Linked DNA regions of Homo sapiens: regions 1 and 2 are each linked to region 3. A link is a loop called in an ENCODE intact Hi-C map of the cell type or tissue named here. Cell type or tissue: chondrocyte. All regions are shown on one strand. Each heading gives the region's core, and the rest is flanking DNA. Links, peaks and the distances in the headings are about the cores only.

Region 1 (10,367 bases), core at 994-8,993, 590 kb before region 3:
TAAAAAACTAATACTATGCTAAGGTACTTTATCTATTCCATACTGTCTTTGCCCAACAATAATTAAAATGATCAGGATTCACTGAGCATGTAGATATCTTCAGAATTATGCTGCAGCTGTTACAGCCCAACAAAATGGGTGTCATTTTATTTATTTTGTTACCAATTAGAAAACTGAAATCCATAAGAGTTAAGTAACCAGCCCAAGGCCACACAGGAAAGGCCGGGCCAGAATAGAACTGTACGTCTGCCTCATTCGAAAGCCACCATATGACCATTTTGAATAAGGTGAAGTAACGGCAAATAGATATGTTAACTTTGAATGCAAAACTCAAGAGGATTTCATAATACAATGTAAGCTTTACACAGATTTGGACAACTTCTTTCCTCCTCCTTTTCTCCTTCCTTCTTCTTCTTCTCCTTCTCCTTCTCCTCCTCCTTCTTTTCTCCTCCTTCTTCTCTCCTCCTTCTTCTTCTCCCCTTCTTCCTTCTTCCTCCTCCTTCTCCTCCACTTCCTCCTCCTCCTCCTTCTCCTCTTCCTCCTTCTTCTTCCTCTTCTTATTTGTGACTCTTACAGCATCTATCAGAAGAAAACTTCAACAAATACTCATTAAACGGAAGACTATTTAATAGTTTGTGAATACTGCATAAGAATAAATTCATTCAAGTTTACTATAGAGAGGTAGGGTAAGTCACTAGATGGATTTCTGCCAAGGGAATCAACACCACAGAAAACCCATCAGAGATACAGAGAAGTAGTATTATTTCACGATATCCTATCTTTTAAAATAAAAACAGATTCTTAACATTTGAACCCACAAGATGATTTTCCCAAATGATACTTTGAGTGTGCATATTCTTGCTTTAGTTTATATAGATCACTCTGAGGTTTTGGGTTCTCTAGGGAGACTTCCGAATAAAGATTTTTAACCAGAAAGGGGATACTCAGCTAGGGAGTAATCATCATGTTTTAACATTTAAAAAGAAGGGAAACACAGCTTTACTTGCCACCCAAGAGTGGAAGAATTCTGTAAAACAGATAAGATGAGTGGAAGTAAAAAATAAGAAAAAATCATAAAAATGTGTTTGGGAGAAGCTCAGAAAGAAAAAGAGAAATTTTAACAATTAGAAGGTGGAGGAGGAGAAGATGGGGGCAGAGAACAACACTAACTTAAAATACCCCATAAAGTGTCTTGTCTTTGTGATAGGTCTGTGTAGTCCCCTTGTCTCCTGGTAATGGAGAAATCACTCAACTACATCATGTTTTAACTTTATTGCAGGCCCGGAGATGGGCCAGAGAATCATAAAAAGTAAAATATCATGAACTACTAATGATTTTTTTCAGTCAATTTAAAAGGACTTGCTAAGAAAACTAACAATATGTACTGCCCAATTTAGGAAGACGGCTTAACCTATTTCGAAGAACACAAATATTTCATTGATGTGGTACGCAAAATAATGCCTCTTCCGGGATGTCTACATCCTAATCTCCAAAACTACGAATATGTTATATTGCATGGCAATGAAATTAAAGTTGCAGGTGGAATTACTCTTGTTCATCAGCTGACCTAGAGATGGAGAGAGTGTCCTGGATTAGCCAGGTGGGCTCCGTAATCACAAGGGTCCTTATAAGTGGAAGAGGGAGGCAGAAGATAAAGAATCAGAAAGATGAAACATGAGCAGACTCAGCTCTGGAAATTCATGAAGGAGCATTAAAGAGTGCTTGTATCCTGCAGAAGCTGGGAAAGGCAAGATACAGATTCTCCCCTAGAGCTTCCAGAAGGAAACCAGCCCTGAGAACACCTTGCTTTTAGCCCAGTGAGATCCACCTCAGACTTCTAGCCTTCAGAAGTGTAAGATAATGTGTGCTGTTTTAAGCCACTAGGTTTGTGATAACTTGTCACAACAGCAATAGGAAACTAATACCCTTACCAAAATGTGTGTATTCATAAATTCATTGTTGGTCTTATCTTACTCTTTAAAGCAAGCTATTCACTTAAGTAAGTGAATAGTTAAGCCTATTCACTTAACTAAGAGTTCTAATTAAATAAAATTATCACACTTTTTTGTTAGAACAAAAACTGATTCAGTTTTCTACTATTTCATATAAGTATAGTCTCATATTGTCAATTGAATCTAATGAGGTTTTAGAAAACAGAAATTAAAACTGAATTAAACAAGGATATAACCCATTTAGCACACATCACCATAGTGTTATTTTAGTCAAGTCTGCTTCTTCCTACACTTGCAGGATGGAGTTAACGAAAGCATCCTTTCCTAAGAAAAACTTTTTCCACTGACCTAAATGTGTGTATTAATTATTTAATTCTGGCTATCTGTCATCAGCTATTCTTTCTAGTCTCTTCTTCCCTTCCTTTTGAAATGTTCTCACACTAGTATTTCCATTTCCCCTCTTAACACTATCCAGATGCTACTGTGAATCTCAAATAGCAAATGGCTGTACTGAGTGCAAATTTGAATTTAAGAAGGGAGTGGAAATCACCAGAACAAGCATTTGAGGAAGAAATAAAGGCAGGCCCTTGGTCTTCAAAAGTTAATGGGAGTTAGGCTATTTAAATCTTAGAATATACCTCCTCTCACCGAGGTTATTGAAAATAATTAGGTTCCAGGCCGGTCTAGAAAACCTATTCAACTCATTAAGTGAACCATATTCATGAAGTCTTCTACATTTATTGGATACCTGCTATGTACAAGGCATTTTGATATAGGTTAGAAAGGCAAAGATAAATGAAAATTCTTGCCCCCTAGAGTTCACAATCCAGAGGAGATTACTAATTGTGCCGCCGCTGGATAATACTATAATGCACATTCCGAAACAGTTCTGTGGGGCACAGAAGCATGATGCATTTGCCTGGTGGTAGCAGGAGACACTTGGCACTCTGTGTGTAAAATAGGAAAGAAATGGATATTCCCATTCCAATTGTTTACACCTTCCTGATAGGAAAGAGTAAGTAGTGGCCTTCACTTGGGAAGAAAGGTGGTTAAACATCCCTGGTACCTAGCAAACTCTTCTTTACACCTGTAAAAGAAACGAACTTTCATTGCATTTCTAAACCCAGAGAAATCAGTCCCTAGGTATTCTGAACTGGGAAATATAGCATATGTTAGAGAGTATTGAGTTCAGACAATCCTAGTTTCAAATCTGCTTGAAACTGACAGTGTATTATCTTGGTAGTTTACTTAGCCTTACAACCTCTGTTTTCTTGGCTATAAAGTAGTCATCAATATTCCCATCTTTTAGGTTAATGATGAACATATGAGATGATTTATATACAGTACCTAGCATGAGAGATCAAGGATGGAATTCTGAATTTGGACTCTCTAGTAACAAACATATATGTACTAATATGTACATAGTGTTCACATGTCAGAAAACACACAGAACTTCTCCAGAATCACTGCCAAGTTTAACTGATGCCCTTTGGAAAAATGAAGCCAAATGCAACAAAACTAATCCCACCTCTGACTTCACTGAAGAATAAATCTAGTACCTGTGTCTGAATTGTTCTGTCATTTTGCAATTCCTTAACAGTCTTCAGGAAGAATAACGGAAAGTTCCATAAGCACAAGAACCATGTCTTAGTCACCTTTGGTTCCATATCACAATTATCATGATATCCTGTTTAGTAGGTGCTCATTTTTCACCTTAAAATGTAGCGAGCCGTAATCAAACAGTGTAAATATAAAAAGATTTTACTGATTTGGACATTATAGAGTTCATAGAAGCACCAAGAGTATGTTCTTACTAATATAGTTGAAAATATTTTATTTGAGAAAGAGTAAAATCACTCAGAGATAATCTATTCATTTAAGAAATGAACTTTTTGAGTACATACTATGTGTGAGGCACTGTTCTAGGCACTAGGGATAAAGCAATGAACAAGATACTAAAATCCCTGCCCTCGTGAAGCTTACATTCTAGTCTGAAAGATAGACAGCAAATATGACAAAACTGATAAATAAAAGTAATAAGTACTAAGAAGAAAATTAAAGCAGAAAAGGAAGACAGGAAGTATCAGAGGGCCTACCCCAGGGTGGTGGTTCATGACATGATGAGAGTAAGTCCCAGATTCTGCACCTATTTTGAAAGTAGAAACAACAGGATTTGCCGATATGTTGAACATATGAAGTACTGTCAATTATTCAACGACTAGGAATTCTTACAGTAAACAGAGAGTCCCAATTTCCCTTCATCAACATAATTGCCCTAGGAAATAATTCAGCCACTTAACTCATGAAACAATATGAATTCCGCAGATGTCAAATGATAAAGAGATGGAAATTTTTAAATACAATTTTAAAGGGAACAAATATCTGGTGATAAAGCTGATTGGCAAGTCACTTATCAAAGATCCTAGGTAGAGTGACTTCACTTCATTTGATGGACCAATAACTTACAAATGAATCTTTGAAAACTGAAGACTAACACTTAAAAACAAACTGAAAGTCTATTACTTATAGTTTTTATTCAAAAATAAAGGAAAGGTATTGATTAAACCAATTAAGCTCCTTTATCAAAAGAGGAAACTCATTTTTGGATCCTTTAGACTATATTTCTCTAGGATGCATGTGATATTAATTTGAAAATTAGCACCAAATACATATTTTAAAATTATATATGTACATAAATTTGAACAATTGAAAACTATATACAAATATTTAAATTTTATATTTACATAAATGAAGGAAGAAAGGGAGGGAGGGAGGAAGGAAGAAGGAAGGGAGGGAAGGAGGGAGAGAGGGAGAAAGGAGGGAAGGAAGGAAGGGTCACATTTTTATAAGGATTTGTCATTCTCTTCAATGTCGTACCAGAGAAATCCAGCAGATGGCACTCATATATTTCTCTAAATATGATGCTGAATTAAAAACAGGATTGCTTACACTTTGTATTTCAGACCAGAAAGACTGAATACATCACAGAAGCAAACACATTTCAAAATTTTCTATTACCATGGAGAGATAATGCTTTTAAGGTACTCTAATGCACATTCATAGCTTGCAAGTAACTTACAATTTTCACTTCCTATTCTAGCAGGTGGTGGAAAGGTAGCATTCATAACCATTATCTGCCAATCAACAGTTTGATAATAGAAAGCTGTAAGGGACCATTGAGAGACCTACAAACTTTTCTGTGATGGGATGTGGGATCATTACTTTCTTCTGGTTTATTTCCATTGTTTTTATTGGTTGTTCAACATAGATAGGCTCTGAAATTAGCAAACATAACTACCATTTTTCAGCTAAGTAAACAGGCTCAGAAAGAGTAAGAAATAAGACAGGGTAATTCACCCAAGAAAGATAAACAACAATAAATGAATCCAGTTTCTTTAACTAGAGAATCAATAATTTATATTTAAATCCTTAAGCAATAAATATAGGTTAAATGAACAAGTTAATTGAAACCATATTTCAACACATATTATTGGACACTTCCTATATACCACACACTGTTCCAGGCTCTAAGGGATAAGCGATGTGCAAGATAAAGAATACTCTGCTTTCATGGAACTTCTGTTTTAGTGGTGATAAGTAGAACAGAAAAACAAGAAAGATGTCACAAATTATAAGAAGTATGAAGAGAATTTATAACTAGGATATGTCATAGTGTGACTGCGTGACTACTTTACATAGATTGTTTAAAGGAAGGCCTCTCTGAGGAGGTGACGTTTCACTTGACATCTGAATGACAGAAGCTGACAGCCATACAGAGATCAGGGGGTGGAGCAACCCAGGCAGAGGGAACATAGCTCATGAAATGATCCTAACACCAGAACAAGTTGGGCCTATTTGGGGGGCAGAAAGATCTGTATGGCTGGAGAGGAGTCTACAAGGAGGAGAGCTGGTATGGCATGAGTTCTGAGAGGTAGGCAAGAGCCAGGATGGATGGAGAGATGGATGAAAGAATGGATAGAAGGAAGAATACAAGGAGAAAGGAAATGAGCAAGAGCGCTAAGTTCAGGTTAATCAGATTCTTTTACATGTTGATCTTTCTGGATGTTTTCTATTAGTCACATTCCTGCCTTAGCAAGTACTGAAGAATGAATATAACCTTTATTATTTGATATTGTAAAAAGGTGCCATTCCTCAGGTTATCACTTTAAATATCAATGACCACAGGGTAGTGCTGGAAAAAAAGAAAAAACACACATCTGTAGAAAGTGTAATAAAGCAGGATGAATAGGTGTTACTTTCAAGAGATAGCCAGAAGGCGAATTTTCAATAACACTTGATTTGAGTCTGTTTTATTCTGATTTGCCCCTTTCTTCTCAAGGAGTGTAGAAAGATATTCTTAGTTAATTAAAGATTCATATTTGCTGATTCTGATTAATCGATGTTTTCTGGTACCAAAGGGTGATTTAAATAATTCTTAAATTTCTCTTATCTTCTAATATTTACCTGTTATGTAAGATTTTATTGTAAGCACGTTTTCAAAAGCAATATATATTTAAGCTGTGTTAGAAATGAAACCCAAGCAATTAAACTGTAAATAAAGAGGGCCTCTGCTCTGTGTGACCTCATGCAAATCAGATCATCAATCAAAACCTCAGTTCCCCCTCTAAAAATGGCATATCTGATTGGTCTACAACTAGAATCTTGATAAAGAGCTTTGATTTTATTGAATAAAAAGGCTACTATAAATATAATCTTGATATTTTACTAACGTTAATTGGCTCCAGATTGTAGAGCTGACATTATGCTGACCCTATGACTACCCTCAGGTCACCCATTCCCAGTCAGGAGCTTCTTTGTCTAAAGTCTACAAAAACTGTTTCAACAACCACATCACTTAATGGTGGCTTAAATTTGTAAATACTTTCAGTAATCACAAAGCCATATCCAGAAATATCATTAGTAATTGTATTTGCATCTATTAAATGTAGATTAAGAGGATTTTATTTTAACAAGGTTTTATTTACCAACTAATTAGAATGACAATTTATTACAAGTGTGAAAATAATTAACTTCGAATTATTCAAGTAGTGTAGTTCTTCTGGTTGTAAGAAAAAAATAAAATCATTTTCTCCCACTCAATCAATGGGCCTTGTTTGGAATAGCTACTTATATCAGACATTGTTATTAATTTCACATATTCACCTATTCTTTATTTTCCCAGACATCTGAATTCTGGTGCTGTTTATTTCATAGAGGCCTTTTAAAGACAAATTCACTCTGTATCAAAAGCTGTTTAAATCAGCATTCAATTCTGACAGCTTTGCTCTTGATACTTTTCATAGCAGCAGCTGGGAGACCACTTTACCATCAGTCATGGCTTTTTTTTCCTCCAGTCAAAGTATATGTTCTACGGTAAGCATTGCCCTGCAAAATTTTTTCCTCATGTTTAATAAATGTGACCTTACGTATAATTAACAACAAACAGATAAAATCCTGTTTCTCCCTTTTAAAGCAGGGGAAAGTTATTACTTGATTTCCCTCGTGTAGTAGTCAATGCTGTCTTGATATTAGTCTTTTGCCAAGTGTCAGTAAAATAACAAATAAAGCTTCTTTACTGCTGTGATGATTTGACCATTAGCAAACCAAGAAAAAACTTACTTAACTTGAAAATATAATGTTTAGAAAGCACAAATGCAACTGATTATACATTCCGACCTCAAATATTTTCAAAAGATAACTTCATCCTTTCCATTCTTACATTTTAAAAAAATCTATTGTCTTAAGATAAAAGAGCCACAAAACCCCAAGATGTAATCCCTGCTTCGGGCTAATGACGAAAAATATTTTTTATTTTTAGTTCACATCCTGAAAAAAATTCCCTTGACAGAAAATGTTCTGAACTAGATTCTGAGAGGCAAACATTTTCTTTACTAAAGTTTTTCTGGATGACAAAAGGAGAGAAGAGGGGTCAAAAAAGAAACATAAAAGTTCACCTAAAATAGATCAGCTTCAAATGTTAAAATACTTTTTAGTACATTAAGCAGCTTTTAAATTTCAAATTTTATACTATAAATACTTGAATCACAGAACACCTTACCCTGATACACCCGGCATTAAGATAGTCTCATATTTATTTCTAATCATGTCACTGAACTGCTACTGTTTCCTAGGCTGCAAATAAATGATTTATTCATTATAGTGTGACACAGTTATGTATGATTGATTGGTATAAAATATAAAGGGACTTTGTCCTCCACAGGAGCTTTGAACAGGGCCTGTCCAGTGCATGCTGTCTGTCCATCTGCAGCTACCCAGCTAAATTACTGCTTGCCCTTCTGGTAATGGACTCAGTGGATTTTTTCACAGCATAATTTCCATCCTACAAAAAATTACTAATCCCAATTGACTCTGTTTTAAGGCATTTCTAGATTCCAATTCATTATAATACAATGACCTCTACCTTACCTTAGCCTTTTCAGAATCTCATCATGGTTTTTCAAGTTCCAAGAAAAAAAAAGCAGGCAGGCAATTTTTTGTTTGTTTCTTTTAAAAAACAAACCACTACTATTGACAAAACAATGATAGAATAGAAATCATTCTGATTGTAGATACCTTAAAGCTTTTCTTTACTTTTCCTCCCATTTCAATAATTAGGCCAGGGAAGGAAGAAAGGAATTTCTAGGCCAGTGGTCATGCTCCACATCCTATGATTTTGTCGCTGTTTTTCCCCCAGTGTAATAGCTCCATTAATCAGCAGAGAATTTCGCAGCAAACTGTCTCTACATTTTAATATTATCCTCAGTGGAGTACTGAGAGTTAGAAAGTTGCTTCTCAAAGAACTTGAGTTACATTAAAGAACTATGGTGGCAAGCCACAAACCTCAGAGCAGTATCAGTGTTACTTTGGGTTAGTTTGCGTTTTGATCATAACTAAGTATACGGAAAATTTAATGAATTTACTTAATGAATGGACATTCGTTTAAAAATTGCCTTTCTGTATAGCCAAAGTCTTACTTCCAGAGTAACTGAATTCAGTCTGAGACATATTTTTACCCAGATAAGTTCAGTTAATTTTCCTACTTATGAGTTTTATGACTTACTAATTCTTAAAAAAAACCCTAAAAACAGACTTAATCTACTCCTAATATTTTATCTTGATGTGCAGTTTAGTTTCACACACTGTGATTTCTATTGATTGCTGTATTTCCTTTGTTTCAGATAACTTGTTCCTTTAATTACATTGATTCTAATCGTTCAGTTATTTTGATTGGTATCACATGGATACCGCTTTCTATTACTCTATCATGCAGTGCTAAAATAATTATTTGATTATATGAAAATGAGTTTAAATCTTAAATTATGCATTTTAAGCATTTTAAAATAATAAAAGTACCGAACCTTCAGTTTTATTCTCAAATTCAATTCATTTGAATACTGATTCTGTTACTGAATATTTAATCTAGATATTCTATATGACACACATGTGAAAGAACGGTTGTATCGGTAGCAGTTTATTCTGCATATATGCCATTGTGTTAGTAATTCAAATAGGTGGCTGATCTCTAGTTCACATTAATATTTTAGCTACAAAACCAATAATGAGCAAAAATTACTGGTAAGTGAAAGAAGCTTTACGTGTAAATTCTGCATACTAAATATATATAGCAAAAGAGATTCACAGGACTCTCCAGGGTAGACAAATAGACTAAAATAAGACAGAACTGAGGTCATGACAAATCCCAATAACCATTTCCCGCTCTGTATTTGCATATAAAATATATTGCAATTCTCTGCCACCATTCATTTTTTTCTTCCTAAGCAAAAATAATTGATTACTAATTTAAATATTTAAAAAATAAAATTAGAAATTACTTTTGAAAATTGCAAATTATTTAAACACATGGCAATTGCTATATATCCTGAAGGAGAGTGTTTCAACTTTGCTAATTTCTGAAAAATAAGGGTGTTAACATATACAAAAAAACTATGTCTAAATAAGACTTGCTCTGAAATAAGACTTGCTTAGGCTCTGCTCTGAGATTTAGATAAACCTAAGTACTCTACCTTAACATTAATAGATAAATGAATTCAACTACAACCACAAAAGAAAGCATGGTTCTAACATTAGCCCTCATTATTTTGAAATATATCCCCAAGTAAGTTTTCTTCCTAACCTGCTCCAATCTAGGGCCTTGTTGAATTGTTGCAATAAACTTTTATTTTTATTTTATTTGTGATTTGTTTTTAATTTCCATAGGTTATTGGGGAACAGGTGGTGTTTGGTTACATGAGTAAGTTCTTTAGTGGTGGTTTGTGAGATTTTGGTGCACTCATCACCTGAGCAGTATACACTGCACCCAATTCGTAGTCTTTTATCCCTCACCCCCTTCCTACCCTTTCCCCCTGAGTCCCCAAAGTCCATTGTGTCACTCTTATGCCTTTGCATCCTCATAGC
Region 2 (10,367 bases), core at 814-8,813, 370 kb after region 3:
AGTCAGCCATCCTGAGGAGTCTATAAAGGATACATACAGACTTTGACAACAATATCGAGAGTCCAAAAACATTTAAACAATGGTACGATTATAAATACAACTATTTGCAAACTTAGACAATTGTTTAGTAAATGATAAAAACCCATGTGAATAAAAGTACAAGTATTTTAACAGTCTCAATGTGCTGTAATGATATTTTACAGATAGCTCCAGGAAGATGCCTCAAAAAATAAACCAAAAATGGTCTATTTCATGCTCTATTGCCGCCACTAAGCTGTTTTACATACTGAAAGCAGACTGATTATTTTAAAAGCAAAATGTAACATTTTTCTCTCCTCTAAATACCCTTCAATGGCGTCCTATCTTTCTTATGATAAAGACCGTATCTTACATGTTCTATAAAGCATAGCATTGTTTGGATCTTGCAGATCTCATAAGCTTCCTATTTTTGCTCTGTATATTCTATGTGTTTCAGTATTGGTTTTCTTTTAGTAACTCAAACATTGCATGTTCTTTCTAGTCACGAACCTTTGTACATGCTGTCCTTTTTGGTTCCACTTCTTCCTATCTACCCTCACACTATCACATCTTATCAAGTCATTTCTTCAAATCAAAGCTCAATCATTCCCTTACCTCACCTACTCCCTATCCCACAAATTAGGTCAGGCCCTCTTGTAATGTATTCCCAAAGCTCTATAAAGTTTGGAAATACATTCCCAAAACTCTATAATTCTCATTCAGAGCTCTTACGAAAATCACACCTATGAAAATCATATAACTGGTTTAATATCTATTTTCTCTAGTAGTGTATAAGCTTCAATAGAGGAAAAAACATTTTGTTCACTTTGTTATCCATGGAGTCTAACAAAGTAGCTAGTCAATAAGTAAATGTAGAATGAATAAACACAAGTCAGTAAACGCAAGTAAATGACAGTCTCTCCAAGCTCTAACAGTCGAATCCTCCAGAAAGTAATTTAATGAGAAAAAATATGTCACCCTTGGGAATACTGAAATTATTAATATAAAATTGTTTTGTACATAAATATTTAATAAATACTAGTTTTTCCTTGTTTGCTCAACTGTACTATCCATGCTGAAAATTATTAAGAATTTCTACTGAATCTGGAACATTTAGAACAATTTCAAAAGTAAAATCTGTTGCACAAGTTTTGTAGGTTCAGCATTTGCTAGATATCATATCATAGAAAAAACACAGTTATAATCCAAACTCTGAAAACTACTAATTGTATGACCTAAGATATACATTTAAATTCATTCAGTCTTACAAATAAATTTTTTAAATACATAAGAATGGATGATTATCACCAATGCCATACATTAATTTTTCTAATTTATGGGATTTTTAATAATATGCCATGACCTATTCAGAAGCCACCTTTTTTTACTTCATAATAGCTCAAAATCACTAAACTTTCAATTATCCTGCAATGATGAATGGTCATCTATTTAGTTTCATTTGAAAGAAATGTTCAATGAAGAAAACAAACCTTGAAATTCATTTTTTCTTTAAATAAAAGACTGATACTTAAAGTTTTTCAGTGATATAATAGTATTACCCTATGTCCGTAATAAACTTAAAGCAACTTTTACTTGATAATCTACAATATGATCTCTGGACATTTTTGCTCAAGTACCCCAACAATAAAAATGCTTGCTCATACAGCTAAAATAAATGTATATTCACTTATGTATTAATAACTTATATGAGTCTACTACCATTAAACATAACTGAAGGTCTGTTATGAGTCATACAGATTTCTAAGTATGGAGATCCAATAAAACAAGGTACAGTGTTCACAGAATTTGATTCTAGTAAAATTTCATTTTACTTAAAAACCTAAATTCAAGTTAAAAACAGAAATCAACTGAGATAATTTTATACTATGTAAGTGTTAGGATGGAAACAAAAGGTTTGTGATATCTGGAAGAGTCATTTTTGTTAGGTTTGGAATATTAGCTGGGGATAGAGTACTTGAGAGAGAAAAGTAGTAAATGCGAAAGCCATAATCTTCGTAAAGTTTGAGATATCTAAGAACAAGCAAATTAAGTCATTAAAGACATACAAATAAAATGACTTGCCATATGTCTTAGCCTGTTTTGTGCTGCTATAACAGAATACCACAAAATACCACATACTGGGTAATTTATAATAAATATAAATTTATGGGCTCACAGTTCTGAAGGCTGGAAAGTAGAAGACCAAACAGCTGGCATCTGGTGAGGGCCTTCTTGCTGTGTCATCCCATGGCAGAAGGCCAAAGGGCAAGAGAGAACAAGAAGGAACTGAAGTTGCCTTTCAATAACAGCACAAATTCCACCTATGAGGGTGGAGTTTTCATGGCCTAGTCACCTCTTAAAGGTCCCAATCCCAGCACTTTGGGAGGCCGAGAAGGGCGGATCATGAGGTCAGGAGATCAAGACCATCCTGGCTAACACGGTGAAACCCCGTCTCTACTAAAAATACAAAAACAAAATTAGCCAGGCATGGTGGTGGGTGCCTGTAATCCCAACTACTCAGGAGGCAGGAGAATGGCATGAACCCAGGAGGCGGAGCTTGCAGATTGGGCCACCACACTCCAGCCTGGGCGACAGAGCAAGACTCCGTCACAAAAAAAAAAAAAAAAAAAGTCCCAGGTTTTAATACTGTTAAAATGTCAATTAAACTTCAGCATGAATTTTGGAGGCAACAAACATTCAAACCATAGTACCATATAAATTCCCAAATTATCAGGAACTTAATCTTATACTCCAACTTGTTCATTGATTTAGTGGCATATTCTAATACAAGTTTGGGAGCCAGTGGATGCAGTTAGAGTTACAGTTTGTTTGGATATCTATTAAAGTAGGAATTTCTTACTATTCTTCCTGTTTGTAATCTAACTGGATATTCTAAAAGTGTATTATTTAACTTGAACCTTAAGGTAATTTATTGGAATGCATGCCTTTCAGAAAAAATTGAATGAAATTCTATAATGGAATTACATAAAATTTTTATATCAATTTTGGGAAGTTATGATATCTTTGGATGAATATTTCTTATTTGAAAAAATGGCATATGATTTTTTAATTATTTAGATCCTCTTATTTCCTTCAGCATAATGTTTTTATTTCACTCATATAAAAACTTTTTGCTTACATATACCACTGATTTCCACTTCTTTAATGGTTAAGAGGGTTGAAACCTGCCTTTACTATTTCCTGTGTGATCTTATACAAATTAGTTCAGCTTTCTCTATCTCTGTTTTCTTATCTATAAAATGGGAATAATAAGCATACCCTTCCCATTTGAGTATTACATAAGCTAATACATATAAAAAGCTGAGAACAGTCTAGTATAGTAAGTTCTCAATAAATGTTAACTAGTATGATCATTATTTTAAAGTCAGGTGGTTGTTCTTTTCCAGTTTGGGAAAAACTATGTTTTATTTACTAAATGCTAATAATGAGCTATATATCTATAAGAAAAACATTCACAATAATATTATGCATGTTATGACCTCTATGACATAAAATCATTCTCAGGACATGATGCAGAGATTTATTTAGAAGGCAGGCAGTCCCTTCAGTAGACCATTCAACATTTTACACACAAATAAAGAACTATATACCTCTGGCTCAAGGCAGACACAGCCCCACACTAGGGTACATGGCTTAGTGAGAAAGGTAAGTACAGCATATCAGCTCTCAATCTTCCACTCAGCTGAGTACCCTTACAAAGGATACATACTACACAACTCAACTTGGGGGACCTGGTGGAAGGTTTATGGACATTTTTATTTCCTTCCTTAAACTTTTTTATTATTTTTTACAGTGAGTCTATGATTTTACATGAAAATAATAATGTAACACTTTTATTGTAAAATATATAAGTCAAATAAATTTTCATCCTTCTTCTACATTAACTTAATAGCAATTTTTTTCCTTTTAGCTATTTTAAATTTTCTTATAATCATGTTTATTATCCATCATTTTGGACTATGCTAAAGGAGTAAATAGTTCTGAAATAAAAATCTAAAAGTACAGGGATACAGACTTCAGAAAATTTAATAAAAATACTGAGGAATCAAAGAACAAGGTTAAAATGCCAAAAATGTGACTCATTTATGTCTTGTCAGATACTGTTCAATCCATCATGTCTGCAATCTGGTAAATATAAGAATTTAGATTATTGGTGTTTATTAAGATCACTCTGCCCCATGTGCAAATGAAACAGCCAGATCCTACTTAAATAGCAATTTATAGCCAATAGTTAAAAAGTCATATAAAACATTCACTAACAAAATGTTCAGTTTAAAACAGGAAAATTATTTTATTCAGTTTTAGAACAAAAACCAGGATAATTCCATTAAATATAAGGGTCAATTCAAGTATTAATTGGTTTCATTGTTTTCTATGACATACTATTTTAAGTAATTAAACTGACATACTATTTTAAGTCATCTTTTTCAACTTAAATTTCCTACTCTCAAAATAGGTAGTTTATTATTACTACAAAATTCCACCATGAACTCTAAATAAAAGAAACTCTAATAAAAGAAATTCAACATAAAACAGTAATTTTTTAAAGAGTAAAAGATGAAATAAAATGTGTTCAATTACTTGGAAGTATATTAAAACACAATAATTAGGGGTGTGAGCATTGCAAATTACATGTATTTAAAGAATTAGCACAATAGTGAAATAAAGTAAATGACTGCAGAAAGTGACTTTATGTACTCTCATTCTACTTTTTGAAATATATCATCTATATAGCATTTCTACAGCCTAGTCTTTCATTTTTAAGGTTTTCTTTGTTAAAATTGTTATTACAATTAAAAGAAAGCATTTAAGAAAAAAAAACTATACTACTTTGTGATACTTTGTGACTACTACTTTTTGTATTTACTAAAAATATATTGAGTAATTCAATGTTTACAAGGGCCAATAAAATTAGTTAACACTGTTTGAACGTTTTCCCTCCTTTGTGAGGCATGCTTTATAATATATTTGGTTTTTGGTTTTAAAATGAACTTTGAAAAACTACTAAGTAAATAGATTACAACTGCTGACATATCACTTTCAATTAAGTTAATACCACATTGCACTCAATTGCTTTAAGTTACAGTGTGGACTTGCATCTTAAATTTCGATCTAATCTTGAAAATTAGAATAGTTTCTATTAACATTATTACAAGAGTTATTGTCCTTTTCTTTTTTAAGCATCACTTCTTTTCAAATATTAAGCTTTAAACGTCTCACAGCAATACCAAGAGTGCCACCTAGTGCTTTACCATTATGCTTCTGATATTTCTAAAAGAACGCAGGGATCCTATGTAATCTAGAGAAGAGTTGTCCAATAAGGTCACCACTAGCCATATGTGGCTATTGACTAGTTGAAAAGTAACTGATTTGAATTAAAATGTGATGTAAGTATGGAATGTAAACTTTGTTTCAAACACTAGTACAAAAAAAGTAAGATATCTCATTAATGACTTAATGACTTTTAAAACTGATTACACATTAAAATGAAAAAATTTTAGATGTGTTAAGCTAAAAAAGGTTTTATTAACATTAATTTTACTCATTTTCTTTTACTTTTTAAAGGAAGCTACTAGAAAATTTTAAATTACATATGAGGCTCACATCATATTTGTATTGGACAACATTGACATAGAAGAAAAATTATGCTAGTTTTTATAAAAGGGTTAAACATTAGTATATTTGTAATAAACAGAGATTACATAATGTGTTCATAATGGTAACTAGTTACTCCTTTGGCAGATAAAAGAAACTAAAGGCTCAAAAAAAGAGGAATTTCTAATTTTAAAAAACCAAAGAAAAAAATCCCTATAAAATAAATCCAGGATATTTGAAATAAGAAAAACAAAAATGATGTGGAAAAGCTAGAGAATAAAGATAATTTAAATGACACAGTAATTGGACAGTCTGAGCATCAGTAGGAATAATAATTGCACACGGATTAAAACATGTATGGATCTATAAGTTCATTAGTGACAAAAACTGTCATTTTTGAAAGATATTGAGCTAACTTTTAATTTTAAATAAATAAATACATACATAAAAGTAGTAAAGGGAATAAATAAAAAATACAGGGAAAAACTGTAACATTTATCATGCCTTCCCTATGCGAACTGTAGCAATAAGCAACCAAACAGCTGATGAGCGAAAATTTGTTTTTACCGAAGTATTCAAACCAAAACATGAAGAAGAAATTGGAATATTATATCTTTTCTTTTCTTTTTTTTTTTTTTTTTTAGTTTCACTCTTGTTGCCCAGGTGCGAGTGCAATGGCACAATCTCAGTTCTCCGCAACCTCCACCACCTCCCAGGTTCAAGCGATTCTCCTGCCTCAGCCTCCCACATAGCTGGGATTACAGGCGCACACCACCACGCCCAGCTAATTTTGTATTTTTAGTAGAGACGGGTTTCTCCATGTTGGTCAGGCTGGTCTCGAACTCCCTACCTCAGGTGATTCGCCCGCCTCGGCCTCCCAAAGTGTTGGCATTACAGGCGTGAGCCACTGTGCCTGGCAGAATATTATATCTTTTCAATCTTGATCAATTAAAATCTAAACATTGAGCGTCAGTGTGTGCCAAGAACATAAGAGACACTAACAGACATGATATGACTCTTCTAGACAAAGAAAACCAAACCATCTACAATTATTATTTTCTCCAAAATCAGATATAAATTTGATTAAGCCTCTAAATCAGGATTTCTCAACCTAAATACTATTGATATTTTTGGCCACATGATTTTTTGTTCTGGGGAGGTTGACCTTTTCATTGCAGGATGTTTACCAGCATCCCTAGCCTCTACCCATGAGATGCCCACGGCACCCACGTCCCACTCCCCTGTTGTGACAAACAAAATTGCCTCCATACCCTATCAAATGTGTCATAAAGGGCAAAAATACCTTAACAAAATTTGGGATTTTATATGCCACATTCTCAGTAACATTTTTAAAAAATTAAAAATAGTTAACAAATGTTTTGTGGATTGGAGGAGGGTGAGGATCTAAAAACTACCTATCAAGTACTGCACTTATTACCTGGGAGATGAAATAATCTGTATACCAAACCCCCACAACATGCAATTTACCTATATAACAGGCAGCACATGCAGCCCTGAGCCTAAAATAAAAGTTAAAAAATAAGAATCACTTAAGAAAGGAACTAAGAAAATAATTACGTTTTTAAAGATAAAAAAGGAATTCATAAATTCTGTAAAAAAATGATAATTTTAAAATACTATAGCAAATATAGGCAAAACAACAACAAACAGTATATGAGAAGGAAATTATTAAAGACAAAATCTGAAATTGATGAACTAAAAAACAAGATCCACAGAAAAGATAAATAAAACCAAAAGCTAATGCTATGAAATAGCAAAAAATAAAAAAATAAAATAACTACCAATTAAAAAGCACTAGACCCAAAAATTTTTGTTGAAATACCTAATTTTTATTTAAAGTTTTAACTATTCCTGTTTTAAAAGAAGATAGCAATTGTTCCAAATTCATTTTTAAAAGCTTTTACCACAATTGCAGATATATAGAATGGAAAACTTTTTTGTTGTTGTTTTTTGAGACAGAGTCTCACTCTGCCACCCAGGCTGGAGTGCAGTGGCGCGATCTCGGCTCACTGCAAGCTCCGCCTCCCGGGTTCATGACATTCTCCCATCTCAGTCTCCGGAGTAGCTGGGACTACAGGCGCCCGCCACCACGCCCGGCTAATTTTGTTTTTGTATTTTTAGTAGAGACGGGGTTTCAACGCGTTAGCCAGGATGGTCTCGATCTCCTGACCTCGTGATTCGCCCTTTGTGGCCTCCCAAAGTGCTGGGATTACAGGTGTGAGCCACAGCGCCCGGCCAGAAAATAATTTTTAAAAACTGCAGTCATAGGTCATTTAGTCAGAAAAAATAACATTCAAAAAAGAGATCGTCTTCTTTCATACTAAAAATATTCTAAATTAAAATATAAACAACTAATATTTAGCAGTATCCAAATACTAATATGCCATGACTAAGTATGGTTTAGCCCAGAATGAAAAGATGTTTAATGTGAGAAAATCTATTAATTTAACTTAGTATTTAATAAGGTAAAAGAAAGTTATTCATGATATAACCTTGTCACAAAATAAGATAGGAATTTGCTTAATGTGATACAAGGAATATTCCATAAATTATAATAAACATCCTACCTGATAAGGATATCTATTATCATCACTGTGATTCAGCCCAGAAATAGAGGTCTCAACATCCCAATAAGGGTAAAAAATATTGAAAAAGGAAGAAAATTGTGCTTATTTTCATGTAATATAATTAACTGCATTTAAAAATCCAAGCAAATCTACAAACAGAATTTAGTAAGCGTTCACCAAAGTTAATGAATATAAGATCAATATACTAAAACGAATTTTATTTTTATATATCAAACAAGAGTAGAAAACAAAATTTTGAAAAATACAATTTAAAACAGCAACAAAAACTGAAAAAAGGATAAATTTTACACACCCAGCAAATCATTTTCAAGGCATCAACACATAAAATCAAGTTCAACACTATTAGTCATTAAAGAAATACAAAACAAAACCACAAAATGCCACTATACACACTCTAGAATGTCTATGATCAAAGAGACAATGTTGTATTGATGAGGATGTCAAGGAATGAAATTTCTAGTATCAAAATTTTCTAGAATAAATTAAAAAATGTTACCAACATTCTGGAAAACCATTTGGCAGTTTCTAAAGTAGTTAAGCAAAAGCTTATCATACAACCAAACTATACATTGCTAGGAATCTACCCAAGGAAAATAAAAACATATGTTCACATAAAGACCATATGAATGTTCATTCACTGCAGCATTTTTCTTAATGACAAAACCTAGAAAAAAATCCCAATGTCCATGAACTTATGAATGGACAAAAATGGTAGTATATTCTTATACTGTATACCGTTCATTAAATTAAAAATACTAAAATCACTATATTAACAAAGTAAAATAGAAATTTCTGATAATCATATAAATTAATGCAGGAAATGCATTGGACATAAACAACCATTTCTGATAAAAAATGTACAGCAAAGTAGGAATAGAAGGCAATTTCCTTAATCTGATAAAGGCAGTTAGCAAAAACCTACATCATATTTAATGATAAAAGACTGAATGCTTTCCCTCTTAGATCAGAAACAAGACAATAATACTTTCATGTTCACATCTTTTCAACACATTATTAAAGGTGCTAGCTATAGCAATAAGGCAGAAAAAAGAAAGAAAACCATCAAGAGAGGAAAAGAAATCCAACTGCTATTATTTGCAGGAAACATTGTATGTGTAGAAATTCTGAGAGTCAACAAAAAATGGTAGTAGAAGTAAAATGTGACTTTTGCAAAGCTACAGGATGTAAAACCAATATAAAATCAATTATAAATGCCAGAAACAATCAGGAAATCAGGAATGAAATATTTTAAGCTAACATTATCAATAGCATCACAAATTTAAAATATACAGGGATAAATCTGACAAAAATGTGAAATATGTGTACAGTTATAACTATAAAATATTAATAGTAAAAATTAAAGAATTGAGAAAAAATAAAAAATACAATAATTCCAAAGACTCACTATAGTTAACATGCCAATTCTCCCCAAATTCATCTATAAGTTAAACAAAATCACAAAACAAATTATAGCAATTTTTTTGAAAATTGAAAGGCAGATTCTAAAATTCACTTGCAAATGCAAAAAAAAAAAGAGTAGTCAAAACAAGTTTGAAAAGGAAGAACAAAGTTGGAGAATAAATACTAACCGATTTCAGGACTTATAAAATCACATTAATTATAAATGTGCTACGTTAGCATAAAAATAAGCAAATAGATTAAAGAAACAGAAAAGAGTCCAGAAACAGACCCACACATTTACAGACAAGTGTTTTTCAGCAAAGGTGCACAGAAATTCATTGATTAAAGTATAGTCTTCACATAAAGTGTGCTTGAACATTTAAATATTTACATGGAGAAAAAAAGAACTTCAATCCATCACCTACTATATATGCAAATATTAATTCAAAATGGACCATATACTTAAATAGAAAACTTAAAAATATAATATTTCTACCAAAACCTGGGGAAAATCACAGTGACCTGTTAGGCTAAGATTTCACAAAAGAACAAACTGATAAGTCAAGCTTCATCTAAATTAAAATCTGTTCTTCAAGAAAATAGTGTTAATAAGATAAAAAGACAAGTTACCACTAGTAAAAAATATTTGCAAGTCATATATCTGATAAAGGACTTGTATCTAGAATGAAGTATGTGGAAAATTTGTTAATATAAAAACAATCT
Region 3 (10,367 bases), core at 1,589-9,588:
TACGGGTTTATGAAAACTTACCTTACATAATTTTAAATGGTGACAGAGAGAGAATGGACCTGCAGAAGTGGGTAGCTCCAAGATGTAAAGAAATGTAAAAGTCATGGCATTGTTTACAAAAAAATGCAGCATCTTGAAGCCAACACAATTTGCTTTCACAAGTGAGTGAATCATCCAAGAATAACCTCCGAATGGCCTCTTTTGGGACAGGCAAAACTTCCCAATATCAAGGGAATAGAATGGACTAATAGGATTACAGATAAGTCACATTGGATTCTTGGGCTAAATAACCAAGGGGCTGCTTCTTCTACGATTAGGAGGTAGAATTAGGAGGGGAATGTTTGGGTGTAGAATTGTACCCCTTGAAAAATAACTCCTAGAATTTTACATATTTACCTAAGAGGCATGCTGTGCTGAACTCGATCTTCACCCACTCAATACACAAATGTAGCACATACACATAGTTTGCAAATTATTCTTTAGACTTAACGAAAATGTTGTTAGACTAACCTACAAAACTATAGACTAAACTATAACTTAGACTAATCTTCTTTAAAAGAAATTAAGATATATTCCCAAGAAGTTATAAAGAATACATTCTTTACATATGAAATAATAGTTCCAATTAACTCCCCTGTGATCTTAATATGTTTCCTACTTGGGAGAGGTATAGAGGAGAGGAAACCTACCTCCACTACGTGATGTTACAACCCACTGAAAGTCTTGGTTTTTATTTTAAGGATCCTTGAGCCTTTGTTGTTTGTGGTACGCATGTGTCTCCGTCAGTTCAGGCTATCATAACAATTTAGCATAAACTGGGCGGCTTAAACAACAAACGTTTATTTTTCACAGTTTTAGAGGCTGAAGAGACCAAGATCAAGGCACCAGTAGGTTCAGTGTCTTGCAAGGGCACTCATCCTACTTTGCACATGGCTGTCTTCTCATTGTACCCTCACGTGGCAAAGAGCAAAGAGCAGGAGCCAGGTCTCTGTCTCTATTAGTAAGGGCACTAATGCCATTTATGAGGGCCCCAACCTCATGACCTAACCACCTCCCAGAGGCCCTGATTCCTAATGCCATCACATTGAGGGTTAGGATTTCAACATATACACTGTAAAGGGACACAAACATTCAGGCCATAATAGCATGAATTCAAGTATTTTGTGTGTCCTGGGGAGATGTTAGTCAAATAGATAATCAAGAAAGTAAGTTTAAAAGGCAATGCATCAAAGTAGTTAAGAGCCCCAATTAGGGAGTAGTATACAAACCTGGATCTAAGTTCTGGATACTTTTTACTTGCTACATGTTTTGGACCTTCTATTTAACCTCTCTAAATGGAGTTTTGTTCCTTTCTGAAGTAATGATAACAGTTACTGTAAAAATTAAAGAAGATAATTATGTGACATTCTCATATGTACCTGGAATATAGTAAAAACTAATTAAATGTCAGTGGTATGAGTCAAAATCGTTCATTTACAATGCATAACAATTACTAATTATTAAACAGATGTACTGTAGTCCATAGATATCTCGTCATCTTTATGCGTATTGGCCAGGCCATGATCCCAAGTACCAAGGAGATGTTAATGAGTGCAGAAAAACACAAGACATGAAACTGGAATAAGTTAATATGTTCATAACAAAGTATACCCATTCTGACTTTGCAGTTAAAAGAGTTTATTTATATGTTAGTAACCATGGTTAAAATTTCCATAAAAGAAAAAAACATGGAAAAATGGCCTATAGTGAGAATTTCACTAGGATTCATTCTGTAGTAAGGAATGTACCGAATCAAAAAGATATATAAAAAGCCCATTTGCTTAAAATGTTAAAAAAAAAACACAAAAAAACCCAAACTTCTAAAACAAAAATTATGCAAGAATAAAGTTTCCTCCATATCTCTAATGGAAACTATACATCAGGAAAAACTAAAAATAGAATGTGATTCTATTTGTTCTCATTAACAGTTTACATAGTGATGTTTATCTGCAAGGTCACATAAAATCATAAATGTAGTCTATTTAAAAATGTAGTCCTTATTCATATTTCAGAAATGGCTTAATTTACCTTTTACTTTCATGACTGTTGTAAATTTGTGTTAATGCAATATATTATATCCTTCAGGAAAAAAACCACTTAAAAATATTAACATAAATTTTATTGAATGAGGATTTGAACCAAAATAATCTTGCCAAATTAATTTAGGTAAGTATACTAGGTAAATAAATCTGCACCCTTTTACTTCTAGAAAGCATTCCAAGCAATTTCAAGTCATTAAAAATACTTTCAGCTGCAGCATTTTGCCTTTTAGTGTGGTCTTAGTGGTTACATGACAGCATTTCTAGTACTGGCTGTGTGGCTTTTATTATGTCCTGATAGTAGCAGCATTTTAGAAAACTACAAAGAAAATGAAATTCAGGTGTAATTTTGGAACAAGTCTTCTAAAATTGTTAAATCAAAAATGACACAAATGTTGCAAGCTGTTGAAAATTCTAATTTCATATATTCTTTTTGCCTGTCAATGGGAAATGAACCCTTCCTAAAAGGACATGTAAAACAGGTAACAAATTGCAAAGGAGTAAGGAGCCCCTGGATAATATTCTGGAAAAGTTTTACTAATTTATCTGATTTGCTGATTTATGGATTAGCCTTATAGGCTTCTGACTTAATTTCTTTTAAGTTAACAAACGTCTCATATAGATGAATGTCATTTTGTTTCATATCTATTTAGACTAAAAGCCAAGTCCCACAAGGCAAGAGATAGTCAATTATTTTCATTTTATACTGTTATTATGAAATATTGCCATTTTAAAAATGTACTTCTGGAGAATGAGATTTGTTCACCAACATATTTTAAAGTGAATTTTAGGTGTCTAAATGCCAGAGAGAAAATAATGTAATCTCAAAACATAACTTCAAATGAATTGTATTTATAATGATTTTGTAATTTTTTCATTAAGTTTTCCCTCACAAAAATGATCAATTCTTTTTTTCCACTTCTGTGCTTACTATGACATGCTTCTGAGAGTTAGCATCCCTTCTTTTCAAATAAAAGTATGATGGACATATGGATTCTATATGATAGAGTGGAGAAACTTCCTCCCTGGGCAGAATCAGACCTTTAGTTTACTTTCATAAGTTTGAGAGGAAATGGCTTCAATCACTTGCCTGCTGAATGGTAGCTTTCCCAGAATATCAACAAAATCAGCTTTTTATAGCCTGTCATATGACAGAGCTGAGTTCATTGTTTACCACCATAGGGGAGACAGCTTCCTTGACATGGCCTTAGTAGTCTCTGGGAGGAGGAAGGCAAAGTCGGGATATTTAAGAGAATTTAGGTGTGTGTGTGTGGTGGTGGGGGGCGGAAGGTAGAAATTCTGTTTTTTTTTGTTTTGTGTGTGTGTGTGTGTGTGTGTGTTTCTTTTTTTTTTAAGGCAAGTTTTTCCATAGGGGAGCATTTGATTGTGTGTCAGTAATGCTGACACTAATGTCTTAACATTGGTTAAGACACTACATAATAATTTAAGTTTGGAAGACACACAAGCTGAAGGTTTCACAATGAATTTTGGAGCATAAACATTCATCTGATGCTAACTGTGAAAGTTGAATTATTTAATATTCCTTTAAATGAATTTTCAAAAAGTTTCTGAAAGGGACAAGAAAATCATTTGCTATTTTTATCTTCCAAGGCAAGAGTTTCTTGGAATAGTAAAATCATGTTGATGAAGACAGTAGGACAGTAAAGTCATGTTAACAAAGACAGCTAAAAAGTAAAGTCATGTTAATGTTGACACTAAGCTGTGTGAGTGTAGATCATTTTGGTTTGCAACCAATACAGTCCCAAACAATATTCCCCATCCACAAGTTAAATACTTACAGGGTTTAGAAAGTGAACAATGGTTAACCACATAATCTGCATTTCAAAGATAATAATACCCCAATATTTTTATTGCAAATAAAGGGCAGAATGGTTAAGTACAGTTGGAAGCAAAATAATTTGCTGAAATTTCAGAACTTTTTATACTAGTAGTTTTAGTTTTCTCTTCCTCTCACTGATCTTTACTCTCTTTCTCTCCTTACTTGTTTCCTCTGTGGCAAGGTACCCTATTCCACCTTAAGTGGAATAAAGATTTTCAAGTGGCCATAAAGATTGTAGTTCCTAGTGGACTCATATTTCCTCAAGGTCAAAACAGGCAATCATTTAAAGTCAGACGAGACAGGGGGTTAACTAGTATACCATTATCAGAGGTCTGAGTCACTAATGAACGGAAAATACAGGGTGTTAAAGCAAGACAGGAAGGGTTATCCTCACCAAAGAAAAGGAACAGACTAGGACTACAGATGGGCAAGCCTGTGTTTAGGTGCAGACAATGACTAGGAAGACAAAAACTTTTCCATTTAGTTCAATGACTGGAAGATGGGGATGTGAACCTGTTTCTGAAGACAGGCCTGAGAAGAAGACCTGTATTTTCCTTAGAGAATAACAAGTTACAGTTTTCACCTGCTCTGACTGCTACAACACAGTGTCATAGACTGGGGTGGCTTAACCAACAGACATTTATTTCTTGTAGTTCCGGAGGCTGGGAAGTCCTAGATCAGGGAACCTGTGTGGCTAGGTTCTGGTGATGACTCTCCTCCTGGCTTGCAGATGGCTGCCTTCTTGCTGTGTCCTCACATGACAGAAAGAGAGAGAGAAAACTCACCCTCATGACCTCATCTAAACCTAATTACCTTCCTGAAGCCCCACTTCTTAATACCATCACATTGGGGGTTAGGGCTTCAAGCTATGCATTTCGTAGGGACACAAAAACTCAGTCCATTAATGGTCATGGTAGGAGCCTCTGGTGCAGGAGATAAGCAGGGCAGGTGCAGAGATAAAGGACAGGCTAGAAGCAACTCTTTCCTGCGGGGGAATCAGACCTCTGGGGTTGAAAAAAACAGATGGTAACATACTTCATTTACTTTTCTGTCAAACATATCTTTCTCCCCTTCTCTTTCTGTTTCTTTCCCTACTTTTCTTCTCCACTGTCTCTTTCCTTCCTTTCTTTGATCATTAAATTGAAGTATAGCAGAAATATGACAAGTATGGCATTAGAGTGAGACAGGCTTGAATGTAATTCTTAGGTCTGTCACCTGTCACTTAGCTGTACAAGGCACAGCTCTTGGGCAAGAGACATTTCTTTTCTTAGCATCAGATTCTTCTTCTTTTTTTTTTTTTTGAGATGGAGTTTTGCTCTTGTTGCCCAGTCTGGAGTGCAATGGAGCCATCTTGGCAACTTCAACCTCCATCTCGTGGGGTTCAAGCGATTCTCCTGCCTCAGCTTCCTGAGTAGATGGGATTACAGGCACGCACCACCACGTCCAGCTAATTTTGTATTTTTAGTAGAGACAGGGTTTCTCCATGTTGGTCAGGCTGGTCTTGAACTCCTGACCTCGGGTGATCCACCCGCCTCGGCCTCCCAAAGTGCTGGGATTATAGGTGCGAGCCACCATGCCCAGCTCAGATTCTTTACTAAAAGAAGAAAAGTATCAGTACCCATTACCATACAGGTTACTGTGAGCATTAGAGATAAAGCCTGTAAAGTGGCTGGCAGAGTATCTGATATTGAAAGATTTTTAGAAAATGATACAACAAAACTGCCATAATGCAATAAGTAGTGCCCCAGAAATTCAGCTGTGTAAAATGTAGGGTTGTGTTATTATGAGATTAGCTAAATGGCCAAGGTGAGCCTGTGCAACTGGACATCTGGAAGTTCTGAGTCTATTTGATGCAAATTTCACCTACCCTGGGCTGAAGTTCGGCACCACCTAGTGGTGACTGCTCTAACATAAAAATTGATGGGCAGAATTCTGGGGCCTGGCTGGGACTTCTGGGAGAGCAACTGTGATTCCAGGAATCTCTTCGTTAATTGGTGAATGTTTTGTTGGCCTGATCCAGAGAGAATGGGCTGGGAGAATACTGGGAACTAACCCCCACCTCTCTGTTTCCTGAAATAGGATTGTCTGATTTTTCCCTGTCCAGCATCCCCATGAGGGAGAGGCCTCTATGTTCCCTTCTCCTTCCTGAGAAAAGGAATCAGGTAGAGGAGAAAAAGCTGCTTTCCAATCATTCCATGTTTCAATTCAAGCTATTCTAATTTGCATTATTGCCAGGTGTGTTATTGTAGAATTTACTACCATTACAATTAATAATATGAGTTGCATTAATAACGTTAAATTCAACAAGCATGTATTAAGTCCATATTGTGTGCAAAGCAAAGAGACAGGTATTATAAATGTAAAGATAAATAAGACAGGATCTCCGACGTAAAGAAAGCTTATTACTGGTGTCTCACGCCTGTAATCCCAGTACTTTGGAAGGCTGAGGTGGGCGGAACACGAGGTCAGGAGTTCAAGACCAGCCCGGCCAACATAGTGAAATCCCATCTCTGCTAAAAATTAAAAAATTAGCCAGGCATGGTGGCACGTGCCTGTCGTCCCAGCTACTGGGGAGGCTGAGGCAGGAGAATCACTTGAGCCCAGGAAGCGGAGGTTGTGGTGAGCTGAGATCGCGCCACTGCACTCCAGCTTGGTCAACAGAGCGAGGCTCCGACTCAAAAAAAAAAAAAAGAAAAAAGAAAAAAAAGAAAAAAAAAGCAACCTCATTACTTGGTGGACAGAGAGATATTTAAGTAAAACTGAAACCAAGTAAGTAGTTTATTCTAATTGGAGAGATCAAGAAACATTTCAAGAAGAACTCCATTGGAGTTGAAATTGGAATGAAAAGTTAGCCCTCAAGTTCTGAGACTGAACAAATATCCTCCAGGATGAGCAAAGGCATGGAGGTGTAGATGAGCAGGTGATGGTCTGTAACAGGACAAAACCAGTTTAGTCAGCATATGGGGCAGATCATTTTATGGCATTTCTGAACATAACATAGGGTCCCATACTTCTGCATTTTGGTATGGTGCATGAAAGCCACACAATGGGTCTTCTGAGTAAGAACACACAGTCAGTTATGTTTGAGACTTGAGCTCCAGCAGTGCTGAGGGCAACAGGCAGTGGTATGGGGAGCAGAGAGCTTTGAGGCAGGAAGTTAGAAGCCTCCTGTAACAGGTGAGAGAGCAGGAATCTCACCTAGGCTAACTAAATTTGGAAAAGAGAAGGTGGAACAAATTCCAGAAACAAGATTAGTGATGTGGGGAAAGGTAGGTGGGGTGTGGAGTAAAAAGAAGTCTCTGAGAGGCTGGGCGCGGTGGCTCCTGCCTGTAATCCCAGCACTTGGGGAGGCCGAGGTGGGCGGATCACAAGGTCAGGAGATCGAGACCATCCTGGCTAACACGGTGAAACCCCGTCTCTACGAAAAATACAAAAAATTAGCCGGGCGTGGTGGCAGGTGCCTGTAGACCCAGCTACTCAGGAGGCTGAGGCAGGAGAATGGCGTGAACCCGGGAGGCAGAGCTTGCAGTGAGCGGAGATCGTGCCACTGCACTGCAGCCTGGGCAACAGAGCGAGACTCCGTCTCAAAAAAAGAAAAAAAAAGGTCTCTGAGAAAATTAGACTGTCTCACTGAAGTATTTGCAACATTGACTGAGAAGAATTTGCATTTGCTCCTGCCACTGCCTGCAACATCTCAGCCCAGATAGCCCTATGGCTGGCTCCTGTACTTCTCCCAGATCTTTGCTTGAATGTCATCTTCTTAGTGAAGGCTTTCCTAACCTACTTCAAATTGGAGCCCATTTCTATCCACTACACTGAGTACTCCAAACCCCACTTTCCTGCTTTGTTTATTGATTGTCAAAGGGTTTATCACTACCTAACAGATACTACACACACGTGCACACATACAATTTTTTTTTTAACTGAGTCTTCTGCTGACATGTACATTCCATGATGCAGGGACTTTTTGTCTGTTTTGTTCATTCTAATATCCCCAGTGTCAGTCCAAAAATTGGCAGAAGAAGCCTTGCAGTTGGTGGGCTGTGGATGCCTGCACCCCAGCCCTTCCTTCTGCCCCAGGTGAGCCTTCAGGTGCCTATAAAAGTTGATACCTGCTTGGTGAGTATCCCAGTGCCTGAGTGTAAAATTAAATTGCAAATTAAAAAACACTATTCGAAAGGCCAGGAGAGAGACCACGGAAGAAAGGAAAAGGTGTCATATTTTAGGACTTTTAAAGGCCTATTTTTCCTACTTTTTGAACAAGAGGCCCTGCATTTTCATTTTGTACTGGGCCCCACAAATTATGTTGCTGGCCTGAGTTGTCTAATAACTACATTTTGAATAAATGAACAAACTTCCCAGAAAAGACACAAATAAAAGCTTGTTCCTGCCATTAACAGGAACTAAAAGTCAAGGTCCCTATATTTTAGAATAAAGCCTTTATGTTTGTTATTCCTATGTAATGCTTCAGTCCAAATATCATTTAATTATCTTTTTGTTTATTACATTTCTTGGAGGAGCTATAAGGTTGAAACTATATGGAAACTAATTCACTTGCCTATATTATGAAAATGGAAGAAAGAAGGCATAATTCTGATCAATGATTTTTGATACTAATTAAGAATAAAAGCTCTACATCTAATGAACATTGCTCTTTTTAAGTTTATGATTTCAAAATAAATCAATAGATTTAATTTATATTGTTAGCAAATTGTATATAGAAGGGTTAGCCCCCATGAAAAGGCTTCATTTTGTTACATTTTTTCAGAAAGATCCTCTTTGGAGGACAACTGGCCAAACTGCTTATGATTTACTTTCCTTTCGAAAATAATGCTCAAAGGGTTTGACTGAGATCACTGATAAGAGCCAAAGACTGGAATTGCTTAAGTTCTCAGCTTTCCACTTGAATGAGGTTAATTTAACAAGCATTTATTGCACTGCTACCTACCTCTATGAATCAGATACTTTGTTAAGAACTGAGAATAAAAAGATGGAAAAAATGTGGTTCCTTCGGCCATGAACTTCAGTCCAGTGGGTGAGAAAGATGTGTTAAGTTAAAATATTGCATGAGCTTTTCCCCTTCCCCTTCCCTTTTGCTTCCTTTTGCTTACCTGTTTCAACAATTTAGTCCTAAAGCCATTAGGGGCAGCAGAGCAAGGTAGGTGTCCAGATTAGGTGGGAAGGGGAAACCATGGTGTGCCAGAACACGCATCAGAGCCCCATTGGGGTGAGGAGGTACATGTGAAGGAGGGCAGACGTGGCATCAGAACATGAGTGGGGTGGAAAAGGCAACCGCATATGGCAGTTGCCTGTTTTAAAGCTGTCCCAAGCAGGGTGATGACGGCATCTCCACAGAGAGGCAGCCTGGCATGAAGTGTCTGAGAGCCAGCAGAGTGCAGCATGTTGTGGCCCATGTGGGGATCCAAAGCCTGAGTGAGGTGAGATGTGTGTGCATTCAGGGGACAACTCTGCACAGGGATTTGGAGTTCAGGTGCCCAGGCAGAGTGAGGAGGGAAGCTAGATGTGGGAGTGATCTGGCACTCAGCACAAGGGCATTAGCAGGATAAGGAGGGATCCGTGTGGGGCAGAAGCCAGCCCAGCATGGGTTTTGGAGATTGAATGGGGGATGATATGGTTTGGCTCTGTGTCCCCACCCAAATCTCACGTTGAATTGTGATCCCGAGTGTTGAAGGTGGGGCCTGGTGGGAGGTGATTGGATCATGGGGGTGGTTTCCAGTGGTTTAGCACTTCGCACCATCCCTCTAGTGCTGTCTCATGATAGAGTTTGCAAGAGATCTGGTTGTTTCAAAGCATTTAGCACCTCCTCTTTTGCTGTCTCTCTCCCTCTCCTGCCAGCCATGTAATGATGCACTTGCTTCCCCTTAGCCTTCCACCATGATTGTAAGTTTCCTGAGGTCTCCCCAGAAGCAGAAGCCTGTATAGCACACAGAACCATGAGCCAATTAAACTTCTTTTCTTTATAAATTACGCAGTCTCAGGTATGTCTTTATAGCAGTGTGAGAACGGACTAATACATGGGAGACTGGAATCTGCACTGGGGATGGGAGGAAAGCTGAGACCAGGAGACTGGTCACATAAAAGGAGGCTTTATTTTTGACTCAATACATTAAGGATAATGGAAACCGGGTTCATCACCTAATTAGGTAAAGGAGTTATAAATATGGGAACAGATAAATGAACCTTGGATTCTGGATCAGAATTTTAGCCATTTATATAAACTCATGGTGTTCAGTATATAGACAGAGAAATAAATATACATGTAAATGTATATATACATAGCTATGTTTTCCAGCTCTGTCTACAGAGAGGCCTGGAAGCAGCAATACCTCAATAGCAATGAGCACACCTAATGTCAGATTGTGGCTTCTAAATACCATTTTCCACTAAAAGAAACCAGGACTTTCTGGAGAAATCACTGAGGCATAGAA

The links. Peaks named below come from ENCODE experiments on the same cell type or tissue, not always from the same donor. Only the 100,000 strongest peaks of a DNase experiment are listed, where the experiment ranks them.
Region 1: a loop joins it to region 3, with 6 times the contacts of the local background. A loop is called at or near these places in 24 of 110 quality-filtered maps.
Region 2: it touches region 3 in a loop (2.4-fold over the local background); 2 of 110 quality-filtered maps call a loop at or near these places.

The regions. Positions count from the first base shown.
Region 1 is chr10:116,380,880-116,391,246 of GRCh38, reverse strand. No RefSeq gene overlaps it. Among named protein-coding and RNA genes, the nearest start is that of PNLIPRP3, 42 kb to the left of the region's middle. In chondrocyte, for the core only: CTCF peaks have their summits at 4,638 and 4,842 (motif pointing right); no DNase peak of the experiment used is centred there.
Region 2 is chr10:115,427,311-115,437,677 of GRCh38, reverse strand. All of the region lies in intron 21 of ATRNL1 (attractin like 1), which reads right to left. Among named protein-coding and RNA genes, the nearest start is that of ATRNL1, 340 kb to the right of the region's middle. In chondrocyte, for the core only: a CTCF peak has its summit at 5,275 (motif pointing left); no DNase peak of the experiment used is centred there.
Region 3 is chr10:115,795,073-115,805,439 of GRCh38, reverse strand. All of the region lies in intron 27 of ATRNL1 (attractin like 1), which reads right to left. Among named protein-coding and RNA genes, the nearest start is that of SNORD158, 390 kb to the left of the region's middle. RefSeq lists an enhancer at 3,616-4,117. In chondrocyte, for the core only: a CTCF peak has its summit at 5,801 (motif pointing left); no DNase peak of the experiment used is centred there.